Regions from separate parts of the Mus musculus genome. Here region 2 is linked to region 1. A link is a loop called in an ENCODE intact Hi-C map of the cell type or tissue named here. Cell type or tissue: gastrocnemius. All regions are shown on one strand. Region 1 has its middle 7.3 kb from the start of Gm13293. Region 2 has its middle 17 kb from the start of Gm31990.

Region 1 (4,000 bases):
TCGTGATCTGAAGGCAGCAGGAAGAGGGTGAGTGTACAGTTTTTTTTTAAAAAAATCTTTAATTGCCAGACTATTTTTTAAAAGACACATTGCACAATTTTTACAATAGTATTATTCACAGTGTAGCAGCTAATGATATTGAACATCTTTTCGTATTGTTACTAGCTATTTGTCCAGATTTTAGAGAAAAAAAAATCTATTCAATTCCTCCATTTTTAGCTCGGGCTTTTGTTATTTTCTTGCTGAGTCATAAGAGTCATTATGTATTCTACATGGTCCATACAAGTAAAGGATTGTTTGCGTAGTGTCTTACACATAGTAGGCCCTCAACAAATATCTGTTTGAGTAATCGTATGAACGTGAGTGGCTATGGGCTTCGGCTATGGATGCACAGGATCATGACATTAAGAATTAGCTCCTTCTTTTTTTTTTTTTCCTTAGGTGCAGACTTTGAATCAGAAGGCTCGTTTGTGTTGCTTGCCTCCAGCTATTGATGGGGCCTTGGGCTGCATCATCCTGGGCTAGCCTGGCAGCCAGTGCCCTGGAGCCAGCACAGGGCCCCTTCATTCTCTTTCTTTTTCTTTGGCACAGAGAGTGTCTTGCGACAGGTTGAATAAGCAGCCTGAAGGTTTGCCAGCGTCATGAGATGAGGAAGCACAGCAAGAGAAAAAGCGGGAGGCTGGGCTGTAGGGGAGGGGCAGCGGAAGCTTGCCATCATGTGGTTTAAATGGCTCAAACGCGATTAAAGGCGGGCATCAGTGCAAGCCCTTTAGCCTTCCAGGAAGCCTGGCCCTTCCCTTGGGTTGTTTGTTTAGCATGGTCTGGTGGGCTGGTTTGGTTACTTCCCCAAACTCATGAGCAAAGAGTGTTCTAGGTAGAGCGGGGATGTGGTCATTCCAGCCACGGAGGCAACTGAATTTAGGGTACCTGCATCTGAACTTAAAAACTCTAGGTCCAATCAAATTGTCACTGTGAAAAATGTCTGACACAGAGGGGACCATACCGAGTAGAGATGGAGGGAGAAGTAAGTGCTAGAGTTTTGTGTTCTTTTTTCTGCCGCTAGTATGTGGAAACAAATTTGAGCGCACATCTCGTGAGGTGCACATGAGACTGGAGAGAAAAAGCAGCGTTGAAGTTATTAGGCCAGCAGAAGGAACCGGGGTTGGATCGCTGCATTAGATCTGAGCTGAGTTAGTGACCACATGGAGATGTCCCTCATAACTCTCTTCCTAAATTTTCTCACCAAAACACCCAAATCCTTCTGCCCTGGCTTTCCTTAATTTACAACATGACCCCCTTTTAGTGCCCTACGCAGTTAGCTACAGTCTACTCTCTGTCTTCTTCACTCCCTGATCTTAGGGGGAAGACGTCATGGTGTGTTGGTTGATTCTAGAAACCTTGCGACACAGCAGGTGGCTGCAGAGGAATTACTGGTAGTGAAAAATAACAGCCAGCCCCCACCCCTTCTCTTGCAAGTGTCAGGAAGAGGAAGTGACATAGGAGAGTAGACAGCTTGCATTACAACATGGGAGGGTGAGTACCATATCAGGAGACTGACCATGTCTCAGATACCCATGGACAATGCCACTCCTCACTTGGTAAATGACAAGAGTGAAGCTCACTTCAGTTGGTAAGTTTATGGGTCTTCTGCACGGGAGCATTTAAGAAACTCAGCAACAACTATCTCCTGGTTGGCGAACATCTTCTTAGGTGCTGAAAGCATTGCTCATCAGCTCTCTCCTTTCTAGAACCTACTATCTGTGGCTCTTCCTGGGGAATTGTAAGAGAACTGAGCAGACCATGACCCCAAACTCTCTGTCAGCAACAGTATTTGCACTGTCATCTGTAGTGTTCTTTGCTGGTTTCAGGGAGGTTTGCACTGGTCTGTTTGTGTGACCTGAGTGTTTACCCAGTGAATACAATCAATACGATCCTTTCATTGATGAAGAGACTGAGCTCAGGAGGGCAAAGAGCTCCACAAAGACCTGTCTACTGAGAGTCCTTGATCACATGACCTGAGAGGCTCGCTGTCAGGGCTCTGAATCACTTTATGACAAGCAGGTTTTCCCCTTTATTTCCTACAATACACCCCATTCACTAGTATTTATTAATTGTACACAGTAATAATGGGCTCTATTGTGACATTTTGTCCTTGCATCGTACCATCCTTTGGCTAGACATCTTTCTATTACTCTCTCTCTCTTTTTTTTTTTTGAGACAGGGTTTCTCTGTATAGTCCTGGCTGTCCTGGAACTCACTTTGTAAACCAGGCTGGCCTCGAACTCAGAAATCCGCCTGCCTCTGCCTCCTGAGTGCTGGGATTACTCTTGTAGATTGCCCTCAAGCTTCCCTTGAAGGATGCTCACGGTGAAGGAAGGAAGGAAGCAGGAGAATCCAGTTCATTTTGGTTCACAAAACGTTTTCGACGGCAGTAGCATCTTCTGTCACGTTCCTCTGCTGCCCTCTAGTGGTGATCTAGCCTCAAGTTATGTGCGTGAGTGTGTGTGATGTGTATGGTGTGTGTGCATGTATGTGTATATGTGTGGTATGTGTGATGTATATGGTATGTGTGTGGTGTATATGGTGTAATGTGTATGGTGTGTGTGCATGTGTGTGATATGTATGGTGTGGTGTGTGTGATGTGTATGGTATATGTGTGTATGTGTGAGATGTGTATGGTGGGTAGTGTGATGTGTATCGTGTGTGTGTGTGTGTGTGTGTGTGTGTGTGTGTGTGTGAAGGCTAATCTTTATTTTCAACCTGATGGGATTTAGGATCATTCTGGAAACAGATACCTGGGTTTGTCTGTAAAGTACTATCTAGATTATATTAATTGAAGTAGAACCCACCCTGAATGGTCTGGGTTGGAGTCTCTGACTGAACAGAGGAGAAATAGAGCTGAGCAGCCTCAGGCACCACTCTGCTTCCTGAATGCAGAATGTGTGACCCGCTGCCCCACACAGCTGCTGTCCTTTCCCACTGTGGACTGCATCCTTGGAACTGTGAGCCACAACAACCCTTCCTTCCTTGGGATGCTCTTCTCAGGTCTATCTTAGCATTGACTCAAGTGATGAACCCAGTCAGTGTATATATACAGAAGAGAAATATATATATATTTCCCTCCCTCCCTCCCTCCCTCCCTCCCTCCCTCCCTCCCTCCCTCCCTCCCTCTTCCCCTCTTCTGCTTCTCTTCCTTCCTTCTTGTAGCAGTTCGTATTAAAACCGCTCCATGCTCCCAGGTGGGTACTCGAGGCTCCCCTGGACCAGCCAGAGTGCTCTGTATTCACGAATGAAAGACAACAAACACGCTGCGATATTTTAAATATGCCTTAAGTAGCCCAATGGCTGGGCCACTCCTGAACCTCCCTGTGGCTAACACACTCACTTCAGATATTCTTGAGTTATTACTTTCTAAAATCTATCCTGCATCTCTGCTACCCCAGATCCAAATGGGGAGTGGCCCGGGACTGCTTTCCCGTGGTTCTTACATGGCTGCTTCTCTGTCTTCCGTGGCTCTCAAGGCTCTCATGTTTGTACCCTCTTCCTTCCTTCTGCCCTGGGGATTCTCCTTCTCTCTGTCCTGTGTTCCTCTCTGGGAATCCTCAGAGTCCCGCCTCTATCCCCCTGCCTAGCCATTGTCTGCTGGCTCTTTATTGACCAGTCAACAAACCAACCTTGGCAGGGACCAGCAGTGGACGTGCAAATTCCTATGTAAGCAGAAATCAAATCCCCAACACTTCCCTTGCACCTAATGTGTGTGAAACCCTGACTGCAGGACTGAGAATGTGGAGATAAAAGTTTGCGACAATATTCCCTCAGCTAGGATGTTCTGACTTCTCTTCTGCATCGAAAGAAGCAAAGAAGACTTAAAATTCTGCAGAAGAGTAGCGGGAGATGCTCTTGCTCTTGCTGGCTCTTTGGTACAAGGCAAAACTGTGATCCCGAGATGTCAAACCAGGAAATCAGTGGCTTTTAATGCAGTGTCTCCGTACTGAGTTCT
Region 2 (4,000 bases), 130 kb before region 1:
CTTCTGTAAGGCAAAAGACACTGTCAATGAGACAAAAAGGCCACCAACAGATTGGGAAAGGATCTTTACCTATCCTAAATCGGATAGGGGACTAATATCCAATATATATAAAGAACTCAGGAAGGTGGACTCCAGAAAATCAAATAACCCCATTAAAAAATGGGGCTCAGAGCCAAACAAAGAATTCTCACCTGAGGAATACTGAATGGCTGAGAAGCACCTGAAAAAATGTTCAGCATCCTTAATCATCAGGGAAATGCAAGTCAAAACAACCCTGACATTCCACCTCACACCAGTCAGAACGGCTAAGATCAAAATTTCAGGTGACAGCAGATGCTGGCGAGGATGTGGAGAAAGAGGAACACTCCTCCATTGTTGGTGGGATTGCAAGCTTGTACAACCACTCTGGAAATCAGTCTGGCGGTTCCTCAGAAAATTGGACATAGTACTACCGGAGGATCCCGCAATACCTCTCCTGGGCATATATCCAGAAGATGTTCTAACTGGTAAGAAGTACACGTGCTCCACTATGTTCATAGCAGCCTTATTTATAATAGCCAGAAGCTGGAAAGAACCCAGTTGTCCCTCAACAGAGGAATGGATACAGAAAATGTGGTACATTTACACAATGTACCACATTACTCAGCTATTAAAAAGAATGAATTTATGAAATCCCTAGGCAAATGGATGGACATAGAGGGTATCATCCTGAGTGAGGTAATCCAATCACAAAAGAACTCACATGATATGTAGTCACTGAGAAGTGGATTTGCCCAGAAACTTTGAATAACCAAGATACAAGATACAATTTGCAAAACACATGAAACTGAAGAAGAACGAAGACTAAAGTGTGGACACTTTGCCCCTTCTTAGAATTGGGAACAAAACACTCATGGAAGGAGTTACAGAGACAAAGTTTGGAGCTGAGATGAAAGGATGGACCGTCTATAGACTGCCACACCCGGGGATCCATCCCATAATCAGCCTCCAAAAGCTGACACTATTGCATATGCCAGCAAGATTTTTCTGAAATGACCCTGATATAGCTGTCTCTTGTGAGACTATGCCAGGGCCTAGCAAACACAGAAATGGATGATCACAGTCAGCTATTGGATGGCACACAGGGCCCCCAATGGAGGAGCTAGAGAAAGTACCCAAGGAGCTGAAGGGGTCTGCAACCCTATAGGTGGAACAGCAATACGAACTAACCAGTACCCCTGAGCTTGTGTCTCTAGCTGCATATGTAGCAGAAGATGGCCTAGTTGGCCCCTTGGTCTTGCAAACTTTATATGCCCCGGTACAGGGGAATGCCAGGGCCAAGAAGTAGGAGTGGGTGGGTGGGGGTGGGGGGGTATGGAGGACATTTGGGATAGCATTTGAAATGTGAATGAAGAAAATACCTAGTTAAAAAAACAAAACAAAACAAAACAACCCACCAACATAAGTGTTACTTGATACAATCTATCAATGCTCCCACTACTCTAAATAGTTGACCAAGTTTTCCAGTATGACTAGTTAAATAATTTCAAGGAAAAATACTCTCGGTTGTGCTTGGTGAAGAGGCAGAAGAGGCTGAGAGTCAAATGAAGTTTCACTCTTGCCCAAGGTTTCTCCTGAGCATGGGGCAGGAAGTGTTGGTCCAAGCCATCTAGACTCAGGTCCCAGTAAGACAGATTCTTGCAATCTCATTTTTCTTTAGGCTGTTTCCCTCCATTGACTGTCTCTGGGCAGCCACATGCTTACCCCACACTCTTACTCCATCTGACTCACTGAAGCCTGTACATCTTATTCTGTCTGCCAAAGCTCCTGGCGATGGACACCAGCCTCTGCCTTTGGGAATGAGTGTTCATTGTTCATTTGCCCCTGGTGATGTATGCCTTGTCGGTTTGAACAATGTGCTTTACCCCATAGCTAATGGGGCCTTGCTTGGGGCCAGTCCTGACTATGCCAATATGCACTGATCAGCCTTTTTGACCTCTCTGCTGGGATCCCAGCCAAACTGGATTATGTCTGAGTGGTGCTCTCTGCCACAGCTCATCGGTTTGAATTCAGTCATTTTTAATCAGAGTTGCACAACACAGTTGGCTTAGCAAGATCTCAGCCTGGGAGGTTGTGATTTATGATGCATTTATTTAAGTGCGTTTATGTGTGTGGTATTATACACGTGTGTGCAGAGGTCAGAGAGTCACACTGGGTGTCCTGCTGTGTCATTCTACTTTATTTCCCTGAGCCAGAGTTTCTCGGCAAACCTGGAGGTAGGGTAGCAGCCACCATGCTTCGGCGAGCCTCCTGTCCTTTCCCTACACGATTTTGTGATTACAGGATGCATGTGGCCATGTTCTGCATTTTCATGTGTGGCCTCAGCATTTGAATTCAGGTCCTCAGGCTTGAGTAGCAAGCACCTTTATCGATTGAGACACCTCCTCAATCTCTTGAGATTTATAATGTGACTATCCAAAGTGTTCTGTGTTGGAGGAGGGGTTTGCAACATCCTGTGTGATTCTGAGAGAGATTGCTTCAGAATCACACTGGTCCATAATGAGCATTATAGATATGGGGGAGTATATCCACCTACATGAGGCATCTAGAGTGTTTAGGTTCATAGAAAAGAATGGAGGGGGCCAGGAACTTTAGTTTATGTGTGTGTATATGCCTGGGTGTATCTCTCTCTCTCTCTCTCTCTCTCTCTCTCTCTCTCTCTCTCTCTGTGTGTGTGTGTGTGTGTGTGTGTGTGTGTGTGTGTATACAAGAGCCTGAGAAGGTCAAAGAGGGTTTGGGTCCCAAGGAACTGGAGTTAGAGATGGTTGCTAGCCACCATGCAGATGTTGGGAATCAAACCTGGGTTCTCTGGAAGAGCAGCTATGCTTTTAAACCACTGTGGCCATCAATCCAGCCCCATAGTGTGTCCTTCAGAATATGTTACGAAGATAGATTTCAAGTGAACATCTTAACAGACATACAAAAATCCAAACAAACAGGGCATGCTATAAAACTACCCCCCCCTCACACACACAAAAACTCAAGGAAGTTCGTGGAGGAGATGTGGACATTTAGCATCTTAGGGTGATGACCCATGGATGTGAGCCTACCTTTTTTAGCAGATGGATAGAGTTTCCTTATACAACCCAGGCTGGCCTCAAACTTGTGATCCTCCTGCCTTAGCCTAAGTATTGGGGTTGTTGGCATACACAACTACACCCAAATAATTTTTTTTTGGTATACATAAATATCCAATAAAACTTTCTTTTTTTTCCATTTTTTATTAGGTATTTAGCTCATTTACATTTTCAATGTTATACCAAAACTCCCCCATACCCACCCACCCCCACTCCCCTACCCACCCACTCCCCCTTTTTGGCCCTGGCGTTCCCCTGTTCTGGGGCATATAAAGTTTTCAAGTCCAATGGGCCTCTCTTTGCAGTGATGGCCGACTAGGCCATCTTTTGATACATATGCAGCTAGAGTCAAGAGCTCCGGGGTACTGGTTAGTTCATAATGTTGTTCCACCTATAGGGTTGCAGATCCCTTTAGCTCCTTGGGTTCTTTCTCTAGCTCCTCCATTGGGAGCCCTGTGATCCATCCATTAGCTGACTGTGAGCATCCACTTCTGTGTTTGCTAGGCCCCGGCATAGTCTCACAAGAGACAGCTACATCTGGGTCCTTTCGATAAAATCTTGCTAGTGTATGCAATGGCGTCAGCGTTTGGATGCTGATTATGGGGTGGATCCCTGGATATGGCAGTCTCTACATGGTCCATCCTTTCATCTCAGCTCCAAACTTTGTCTCTGTAACTCCTTCCATGGGTGTTTTGTTCCCAATTCTAAGGAGGGGCATAGTGTCCACACTTCAGTCTTCATTCTTCTTGAGTTTCATGTGTTTAGCAAATTGTATCTTATATCTTGGGAATCCTAGGTTTGGGGCTAATATCCACTTATCAGTGAGTACATATTGTGTGAGTTCCTTTGTGAATGTGTTACCTCACTCAGGATGATGCCCTCCA

The links. A loop is a pair of places that touch in the nucleus more often than their neighbours do. Peaks named below come from ENCODE experiments on the same cell type or tissue, not always from the same donor. Only the 100,000 strongest peaks of a DNase experiment are listed, where the experiment ranks them.
Region 2: it touches region 1 in a loop (2.8-fold over the local background); 1 of 42 quality-filtered maps calls a loop at or near these places.

Annotation. Positions count from the first base shown.
Region 1 is chr2:11,330,149-11,334,148 of GRCm38, reverse strand. No RefSeq gene overlaps it. Among named protein-coding and RNA genes, the nearest start is that of Gm13293, 7.3 kb to the left of the region's middle. In gastrocnemius, a CTCF peak has its summit at 2,479 (motif pointing left); DNase peaks (open chromatin) are centred at 648 and 2,455.
Region 2 is chr2:11,462,795-11,466,794 of GRCm38, reverse strand. No RefSeq gene overlaps it. Among named protein-coding and RNA genes, the nearest start is that of Gm31990, 17 kb to the right of the region's middle. In gastrocnemius, no CTCF peak of the experiment used is centred here; a DNase peak (open chromatin) is centred at 1,952.